Linked DNA regions of Homo sapiens: region 1 is linked to region 2. The links are chromatin loops, found by intact Hi-C in ENCODE. Cell type or tissue: Panc1. All regions are shown on one strand.

The links. A loop is a pair of places that touch in the nucleus more often than their neighbours do. Peaks named below come from ENCODE experiments on the same cell type or tissue, not always from the same donor. Only the 100,000 strongest peaks of a DNase experiment are listed, where the experiment ranks them.
Region 1: it touches region 2 in a loop (5-fold over the local background); 2 of 110 quality-filtered maps call a loop at or near these places.

The regions. Positions count from the first base shown.
Region 1 is chrX:51,595,254-51,600,253 of GRCh38, reverse strand. No RefSeq gene overlaps it. Among named protein-coding and RNA genes, the nearest start is that of CENPVL3, 21 kb to the left of the region's middle. In Panc1, no CTCF peak of the experiment used is centred here; no DNase peak of the experiment used is centred here.
Region 2 is chrX:51,491,996-51,496,995 of GRCh38, reverse strand. It overlaps NUDT11 (nudix hydrolase 11), which reads left to right and starts at 404. Exons shown (of 2, transcript NM_018159.4): 1 at 404-1,045. The coding sequence starts at 552. RefSeq lists a silencer at 214-333. In Panc1, a CTCF peak has its summit at 2,341 (motif pointing left); no DNase peak of the experiment used is centred here; H3K4me3 peaks cover 2,368 bases.

The DNA of each region.
Region 1 (5,000 bases), 100 kb before region 2:
TTCTCCAACCTGTCCCTTTGCCATCCTCTGCCCTGTAACCTTCTGTACTTTTTTTTTTTCATGAATCACCTATCATTACCAATCATCACTCTAAGGGGGACAGCCCTCATCCGTGCACACACTATTCAGTGCCCAGGGCCTGAGTATTTTGAGGAACCCAAGAAGCAGTGTTGTATTTTGCATGTAGTAGAAATAATTAGGCCATTACACCCAGCATACAGGGAAACCCACCTTCTTTTCACGTCCTGCACCCCTACTTGCCTTACGAATAAATTTGGGACCCAATTTTCCTAATAGTCCCCTTATCAGTAACCTGACAACCATGACATTTTGTTTCCAGAAAAACAAACCTCCATTTTCTGGAGAATCACCTCCATTTTCCAGAAAGCCTCCTAGACTGCAGCCACTCTAGCATGCCAAGAAGACTCTTTTTTTGTGGTTTTAACCCCATCTATCCTAGGGTGGCCATTTATTTTAAGGTTGTGGCCAAAGAATGTCAAAGGAGCAGTTGGATTTAGGAGTGCGTGATATTCCATAGCAAGGATTTGATGGACTGGAGAGGGAAAAGGGAAGGAGAGAGAAGGGGAAGAAGGAAAGAGAATGGTTTAATAGCAGAAAGTGTTGTGTAAGGTTTTCTGGGGCCTGTTTTTAAAATCCTATCTGTATTTCCATATAAAAAGGACTTTCCGTCTTTTTTTTTTTCTTTTCACAAATGGAGAGGCAATAGTGTACTGTACTGGGTTAAAATAATGGGTACTAGGGCCATACCTATGCCTGGATTCAAATCTCAGCACCACCATTTACTAGCTGTTTAAGTTGACCGAGGTCCCTTGGTTTCCTCAAGCGTGATATTTAGAAAATAATAGTACCTGCATTATAAGTGTTGAAACGAACTAAATATGGCCTGAGAAGGACTCCATACTTCTAAATTTGAGTCCTTGTGGACAAACTGTAACCTAACTTAATAGGTAGACAAGATTGAAAACCTAAGTTAGGAGTATGCCCTGTAACAATAGCTGAGTCTTGGCAAATCCCAGCAGCCATACTTCAACTGCTTATAGACTGCTAAGTGTTCAAATTGTGTTCAATTAAGGCAAACGCGGAGCTGTAACCAATCCAGTTGTTTCTGTACTTCACTTCCGATTTCTGTATGACACTTCCCTTTTTTTTGCTATAAATCTTCTTCCACCATGTGGCTGCGCTGGAGTCTCTCTGAATCTGCTGTGATTCTGGGGACTGCCTGATTTGCGAATCATTCATTGCTCAATTAAACTCCTTTAAATTGAATTCAGCTGAAGTCTTTCTTTTAACATAAGGTTGCTGTGAGAGGCTGGGCACGGTGGCTGACGCCTGTAATACCAGCACTTTGGGAGGCCGAGGCGGGCGGATCACTTGAGGTCAGGTGTTAGAGACCAGCCTGGCCAACATGGCGAAACCCCGTCTCCACTAAAAATACAAAAATTAGCCAGGCGTGGTGGTGCATGCCTGTAATCCCAGCTACTTGGAGGCTAAGGCGGGAGAATCGCTTGAACCCGGGAGGCAGAGGTTGCAGTGAGCCGAGATCAGGCCGTTGCACTCCAGCCTGGGCGAGAGTGAGACTCCGTCCCAGAAAAAAAAAAAAAAGATTGCTGTCAGAATTAAGTCAGTGCATAACACTTAAAATAGTGCTGGCATATCTTAAGTATTCAATAAGTGTTTGTGTCAATATTTCTGTGTAAATCAATTCAGAGTCAATTGGTTTAAAATCAGTGTTCAAAGGTTTCAGACATCCCTGTTTGCTTGGCACAGTGCCTTCCGGATTGGAAACAACTATTTCCAGCGTTGAATTTTTATGAGACCCTCTTACTGTACCTTGAAGTTTTATGAGACCCTCTTACTGTACCATGTGTATGTCTGTGTGCATACCTATGTGTGTCCACCTAGTCTGCCTAAAATGAATGCACACGGTTAAATTAAAAAAAAATATTTCTGGGTTTCTGGCCTGGATCTGTCTGGTAGTTACACATTTTTTCAATAACATTTCCACACTCCAGTCTAATACTTGGAAAAGTAGTGAACCTTGGATTCCAAGTTCAGTGAAGTGGGGGTAGGTACTGGGAAACAGGACAGCATTTTTTTTTTTTTTTGAGATGGAGTCTTGCTCTGTCACCCAGGCTGGAGTGCAGTGGCACAATCTTGGCTCACTGCAGCCTCTGCCTCTCGAGTTCAAGTGATTCTCCTGTCTCAGCCTCCCGAGTAGCTGGGATTACAGGTGCCTACAACCACTCCCGGCCAATTTTTGTAGTTTTAGTAGGGACAACGTTTCCCAATGTTGGCCAGGCTGGTCTTGAACTGACTTCAGGTGATTCACCCATCTTGGCCTCCCAAAGTGCTGGGATTACAGGCATGAGCCACCGCCCCCAGCCAACATTGTTCTTTAAAAGTACATTTTATGCCTAACTACTGATTTCGGTTTGCATTTTTCCCTTTGGATACAAGAGATTATTTTGTTTAGAAAGCAAGCTTTCATGACTTTGTTCCAGTAAAAGAGAAACAGATAAAGATTTTAAATGCAATGTATCAAAAAGTAGTGGTCATCAGCATTATTCTCAAGGAAGCTATTGTGAAGAATGGAGGGTGAGGAGATGTCACAATGCTTAAAATTGTTTTAAAATTCTAGCTCAAGGACTTAGATACTGGGAAAGAAGTCATGTTACCCCCAAGAGAATCACAGGAAGGAGGAGGAGCTATCTGCTATAGACTTGTATAAGGAGATTATTTTTCAAATTAGCTTTTTATATTGAGAAAGTTAAATATGTATTTTTTAAAATTATTTAAAAGTGAGAAAATATTTCATTATGCTGCTAAGCACCATTTTTTGTCATGTAGTTAATTTCAGTGCAGTGGACCATTTTCCATTCCACTTTATGTATATAAAGATTCAGGTTTGAGTGACGACAATAATTTAATCATGTTAGAGTTGCTGATATATATTAATAGATATATTTATTCCTGAGATAATCATCTACCTCCAATACAATTTTTGCTGAAAAATACAAGCACCTCACAGGGCATAGCATCTCTGCAAAGTATTCTTCATTAAAGCTAAGAAGATCTCTGAAACCAACAAAATTGGGTTTTATCTTTCCAAATTTCCGTTGGTAAGGATGGAGTATGCAGCCTGATCAATAAATGAGAGACACTATAAGAGAGAATTGAGTACCTGACAGAGTTAAAACACTTGGGAAGCAGAGCTGTTCCATGTGTCCTACTCATCGAATGGGGTATATCCCTCAGAAAGAGAGCTCCTCAGAAACAGCTGTTACCTGGGAAAGAGGAGGTGGATGTTTTACCTGAAAGTTCTGTGCCATTCACAGCTAGAGAGAACTTAGAACCACAGAGTTCACCTCTAGTGTCATGAGTGATTAAAAATCCAAAAGAAATCTTATCTTTCTGGACAGAGGATTGGTAAAAGGGGCTCCTGGAAACCAGAGAATATGAAGATGAATTTTTTTTTTTTGAGACGGAGTCTTGCTCTGTCACCCAGGCTTGAGTGCAGTAGTGTAATCTCAGCTCACTGCAACCTCCGCCTCCTGGGTTCAAGCGATTCTCCTGCCTCAGCTTCCTGAGTAGCTGGGATTACAGGCGTGCACCACCATGCCTGGCTAATTTTTGTATTTTTAGTAGAGACGGGGTATCACCATGTTGGTCAGTCTGGTCTCGAACTCCTGACCTCATGATCCACCCACCTCAGCCTCCCAACGTACTGGGATTACAGGCGTGAGCCACCACGCCTGGCCGGAGAGGGAGAATCTTAAAGAGGAAAGAGCTTGAGAGGGGAATCTCCTAATGCTGTGAAGGAATATGCATAAATTTCAGGCTTTCTGTTAAGTCGTGCATTCACAGAATTTACCCAAAGCAGCATAGTAAAGTATTTTGAAGTTTCTATTTCATAAAGCGCCACTCAAGTCTCAAACTAAATACTGAGAGGTGTGTCTATGGGACAGCCAAAGCAGAATAGCAATTTCTTTGCAAACTGAACTGAAAATGGAATAATAATTCAAAGAAAGCGAGACAGAACATTTAGTCTGAATCTAGCCATGTTGGTCTAGCTAAGTCCAACCCAAAAAAATTCAGCACTCTCCAGAGGATATTAATAGGACTCAGATTCTAACAAGATATTATGCAAAATGCCAAGAATATAACCTAAACTTATACTAAATATCAAGAATATACTAAATATCAAGAAAAATTTGAAAAACCAATATAAAAAAAGACAACATATGCCAACCCTAAGATGACCCAGATTTGTCATCTGGGAAGTGCCAAATATTTTTTAAAAGCTGTAAAATCATTATGGCCATGTTCCATGGGGTGAAGGTATAGTAAGGATAAATGCTGCTGACATGAAATATAGAAATTCTGAGCAGAGAAATATAATTTTTAACAAAGCCAAATAGAAATTTTATAAATGAAACACACAGCATGTGAAATTTTAAAATTCACTGGATGAGCTCAATGGAAGAATGGGCAATGATAAATATAGGGTCAGTGACTTAAAATTAGATAAATAGAAATTATGCAATCTCATGAACACAGAGTAAAAATATTGATATAAAATAAGCAGCAACTCAGAAATTGTCATATTCATTGCACTCCCAAAAGGAGAGAAAAAAGATATTGGTGTAGAAAATATATTTGAAGAAATAATTGCTGAAACTTCTTGAATTAGGGGAAAGACAAAATTACAGATTCAAGAGGCTCATCTAATCTCAAAAATTATAAACTCAAAGCAAATTGTGCCCAGAAAAATCATAATCAAACTTCTAAAAACCAAAGATAGAGTAAAACCTTGAAAATGGCCAGTAAAAAGTAATACAATGCATACAAAGGGAAAACGATTCAAATAGCTGTGTGCTACACTTTAGAAACCATGTAGGCCAGAAGGTGGTGGAGCAGCATTTTTAAAGTGCTGAAAGAAAATAACTGTCAATGTGAAAAACAAGCAATGGGGAAAGGAT
Region 2 (5,000 bases):
TTCACAGTGCGCGAACGACGTTCTCGGCCCCCAGGGGTGCGGGGCGCCTGCGCAGTGGGCCCGAGGCGTCGCGCGCTGCGGGAGCCAGGAGACCCCCGCCCCCGCCCCTCGCCCTCCGCCGCGAACGCGCACGTGAACGGGAGCGCGGACGCGTCCGTTAATGCGCCTCACCTCGCTCAAACCCTACCCGGCGGCGGAGGGAGGGAGACGCGCCCCCGACAAGCGAGTGGGGTCTGTGGACAGTCGCGGGCTCGCGGGCGGCGGCACCTCCTCCACTCCGGCGGGCCCGGGTTCGGCCGGCCGCCCATCGGACTGGCCGACTGGCTGACGCGCCTCGCTGCCCCCGCCTCCGCCTGCGCCCCGCCCAGCTTCATCTCTCCCTCCGCTCCCCGGGCTCGCGGGCAGACGGAGGCGCCTCTCTTTCCCCGCCCCTCGCCTCGGCCCTTTCTCTTCCCAGCACCTCGGCTGTTCCCCGGCGGCGGCAGCGGCAGCGGCGGCCCACACAGCAGCGAGAGGCGAGAGGAGGCTGCCTCGAGGAGGCTGCCTCGAGGATGAAGTGCAAACCCAACCAGACGCGGACCTACGACCCCGAGGGGTTCAAGAAGCGGGCGGCGTGCCTGTGCTTCCGGAGCGAACGCGAGGACGAGGTCCTGTTAGTGAGTAGCAGCCGGTACCCGGACCGCTGGATCGTGCCGGGCGGGGGCATGGAGCCCGAGGAGGAGCCGGGCGGTGCGGCGGTCCGAGAGGTGTACGAAGAAGCGGGAGTCAAGGGGAAGTTAGGCCGGCTCCTGGGCGTCTTCGAACAGAACCAGGATCGCAAGCACAGAACGTACGTGTATGTACTGACTGTCACGGAGCTGCTGGAGGATTGGGAAGATTCGGTTAGCATTGGGAGGAAGCGAGAGTGGTTCAAAGTCGAAGATGCCATCAAGGTTCTCCAGTGCCACAAGCCCGTGCACGCCGAATATCTGGAGAAACTAAAGCTGGGCGGTTCCCCAACCAATGGAAACTCCATGGCCCCATCCTCGCCAGATAGCGATCCCTAGTATGTACCGCTTGCGCTCGCGCAGACTTCTATTTGTCTGCCTCGCTTAAAATGCGTCCCGCCTGGAGCACCTCTCGTGCCATGTGCGGTCTCACGGGGAGGAGGGAGGCTTCTTTTGTTTCCTTGGCAGACCCTCTGAATCACGCTTGCAAACTGTCTCAGTTGCCAGGCCCTGTTTTCAAGACAGTTTGCACGTTTTTCAGATGCTTTCAAAATCGCTTCTTGGTTACACTGTAAAATGTTTCGGGGAAGCCTATGCGGCTTGGGGTTTTAGGTGCCTTAACTGTTCACCCTGCTTTTGGGAGGTGTGTGTGGGGGGCGAGGGGTGGGTGGGGATTGTGTGTGGAGTGTGTGTCTGCCTGTGCGCCCTGTGATGTTTTTGGTTCTTTTATATTTCACACATATTCGTGGGTGAGCGTGCGTGCGCATTTTTGATACCAGCCTTGTGGTTTGTTTGGTAGTGGAGGCCTTTAAAGTCTGACCAGCTTGGTTGTGTGGCATCTTTTAGTATTCTTTTTCCCCTTTAGTTTTCTCCTTCACAGCGTTCGCCCTTGTTGTCAGGGAGGCCTTCTGTGGTGGGAGTTGGTTTAAAAGATCAGTTTTGAATTTTTTTAAAAATTGGGAAATCCTACATGTTGTGCTCTTTCTGCACTCTACAGTCACTTTAGCTTCTGAAATGGGATCTCATTTGCCCCTTTCAGAAATTTCTTTTTCTGTTTCTATATGTAGATCATTTGGTTTTCAAAAAATTTTCACAAGTGGTAATTTTTCACTGCTGACTTCAAATGGCTATTTCCCATGTAGATTAACCTTATTGAATAGATGCTGCGGAGGATCTGCTAGCCAAACACATCTTATCAGAAAAACCGTATTCACAGAATTTGATTTCCCATACTCAACTTCCAACTCCCATTGCCCCTTACTGGATACCATAGAAGAACCATGGTTCTCTGGATTTAAGTTCGTTTTTGAAAGTGGTCTCCCTCCCATATTTGAATGTAGTGACATTCCGCTTAAACCTCCCTGACTCCCAGTAACCACAGGAATGGAATCTTTTATGGTGATTACATCCCAACTGAGTTAGCTCTAGTGATGTTCAGCTGGTACAGAATTGTCAAACTATTAGGATTCCTGAACAATCTCTCTTAACGATAGAGAATAATTGTTTTGTCTCACAGGACACCCTATTCTAGGTGCAGGTGACCAGCATCTACATCAAGAACTTAACGTTGCCTGTAATCCAAAAACCTCCTACTCATTATTTTGCTCTCCTGTCTTTTAATACCATAGAAAAGTTCCTTTTGAAACCGTCTCTGCTGTTTTTTTTTTTTGCTGCCCCCTTGTGTGCTTTTTGTATTTTACCCTTCAAAACACTGAAATATTTTTCTCTATTTGGAGTACATTGTAATTTCACAAATAATATTTTTTATGCTGCTAAACAGTGAGTGCCGTTGCACTTTCTAAAGAAATATGGTGCCACTGTTTTGAAAAGAAATATTACAACAACACATTTAAGTATAGGTAAACAAAGTACAAATCTGTTTCTCAAAATATTTTCTGCACTAATGCTATCAAAGGAAAGAGTAAACTAGAAATTGTGGCTTTTTAAAACTTACAACAGTTTTATTATCTGAATTACATGGTCTGATCAAATACGGAGTATTTTTCTATTTTTCTCTTAACAAAGTGATACATGTTGAATATATATATTTGAACCACATATTTTAAAAAATATTTTGTAACTTTTAATTCCAGGGGTACAAGTGCAGATTTGTTCCGCAGGTAAACTTATGTCATGGTTATTTGTTGTACAGATTATTTCATCATCATGAAGCACATATTTTAAATTCCAAACAATTTGACTTAATTATTCAGTCTAAAATGGATCTTAAGATTTTCCTCAATAACCTAATTATTACAGAAGGTTCTTGTTTCTACATTAATATTGACCTAGGAGGTATACTAGATTGTATTTTATGGATATTTTTGTAGATGAAATGTGTTCCACATGAAACACTGTCACGATTACTTTGGAGACTTAACTCGTACTTTCTATCATTAGAAGTAATTATGCATCATCTTATTTGGTTCTTAAGTTATGTATCTGACAAAGTAAAAATTAATGTACAGCATTCATAGTAACCCTCTCTTAAGAATTGTTAGCTTATAAATATGTCGTGGTTTTTCCTTTTCTTTTTTTTTTTCCAGAAACACTTAGAATATGTAGTGTTACTTTTCAAGGCGTACTGTTAAATTAAGTAGTTTTTGTAAAATATTCTCTGGAACTTAGTCTCATCAGAATAGTTAAGAGCGCCAAGGAGATTCTTTTTTTCTCTTCAAAACTAAGTCAAGAGTTTCAAGTTAAAAGCATTAGTACAGAAAATGTTTTGAAAAACTGAGATTTGTACTTTGTTTACCTATACTTAAATGTGTTATAAGATTTGTTTTCGGAACAGTGGCACCACATTTCTTTAGAACAGAGGTAGTATATAGAAAATTTCTGCCACTTCAGTGCTCCAAAATTTGATGTATAGTTGAGATTTTTTTCCTTCTAAGAGTAGTAGAGTTCACTTGTACATTATTTCTTTTGTGATAGCAGAAAAATGTACACCTAAATTTTACAGCCCTGTCTTGATAAAGAAAGGAAAAAGAGTACACAGACAATTGAGGTTTGCAGACATGAATCAGATTTATTTTCTGCATGTTTTATAAATAGCTTACATTTTCAGCTGGTCAAGTGTTTTATTCTTGTGAATATATAAAGAGGAAACATTAATATAGATGCATATACTGGAAACAATTGGTGCTGTGTCTATAATATATACAGTTTTTCTCAAGAAGTATGTGTGTGTTTAGATACAAAATCTGTTGACTACACTTTAAAGAAACAAACTAAAGGGAAGAAACTCGAAAATAATTTTGTTGCTTTATTTGCATAGATTCATTTGCAACAATTGATGTAAAGGTTTTAAATTCTTTCTGTGATTTCATTTCAGAAGGTTAGTATAAGAATGCCAATTTGTTTACAGTTAGAAAATGTGTATTTGCCTGGCAGAGCTTTCACCTCTAGAATTCCCTTGTGGGGGAGCCACCAGGTACTCTCTGAAAGACTTTAAACAATATTTTCCTGGTAGTGGTCTCTTGATAAGATAGCTATTAATACTAATGGTATTTAGCAGATTTTAAATATGTTTGGGCAAACAGCACTATAAGAAGTGGAAGTTACTATGCTGACTGTGCTAAAACATAACACTTTTATAAGAATAAGAGAGCATGGGCTGGGCATGGTGGCTCACACCTGTAATCCCAGTACTTTGGGAGGTCGAGGTGGGCAGATCACTTGAGGTCAGGAGTTGGAGACCAGCCTGGCCAATATGGCGAAACCCCAACTCTACTTCTAATTATTAATGAAGTAAAACTACAAAAATCAGCCAGGCATGGTGGCACGTGCCTGTAATACCTTCTATTTGGGAGGTTGAAGCAGGACAATCTCGTGAAACCAGGAGGCAGAGGTTGCAGTGAGCCAAGATCACTCCAGCCTGGGCGACAGAGTGAGACTACGTCTCAAAAAAAAAAAAAAAGAGTGAGCGCATGATGTGATAGAAACTACATTGGGGGTTTGAAGTCAGACAGATCTAGTTCCAGTTCTTCCTCACTGAAACTTAAGCCAAGTTATCTAACTATCTGACGCTCAGTTTAAAAAAAAAATCTGTTGTTGGAGATAGTAAAAATAGACACTTTACAAACATCTCCAATGAGAAGCCTTTCCTGACCACCTGGGTTAAGAAACCCTCTTCTGTGTCATGGTTCGCAGAGTTTATTGTACTTAATCTGTTTTCTTGGCCATGTGGTCACTGGACTGAAAACTCTTTCGTGGGTGGGAATCAGCCTGAATTATTTCCATGAGTCTAGAGTCTGTAACATGGAATTTAGGATATTTTATGTCTTAAATGGT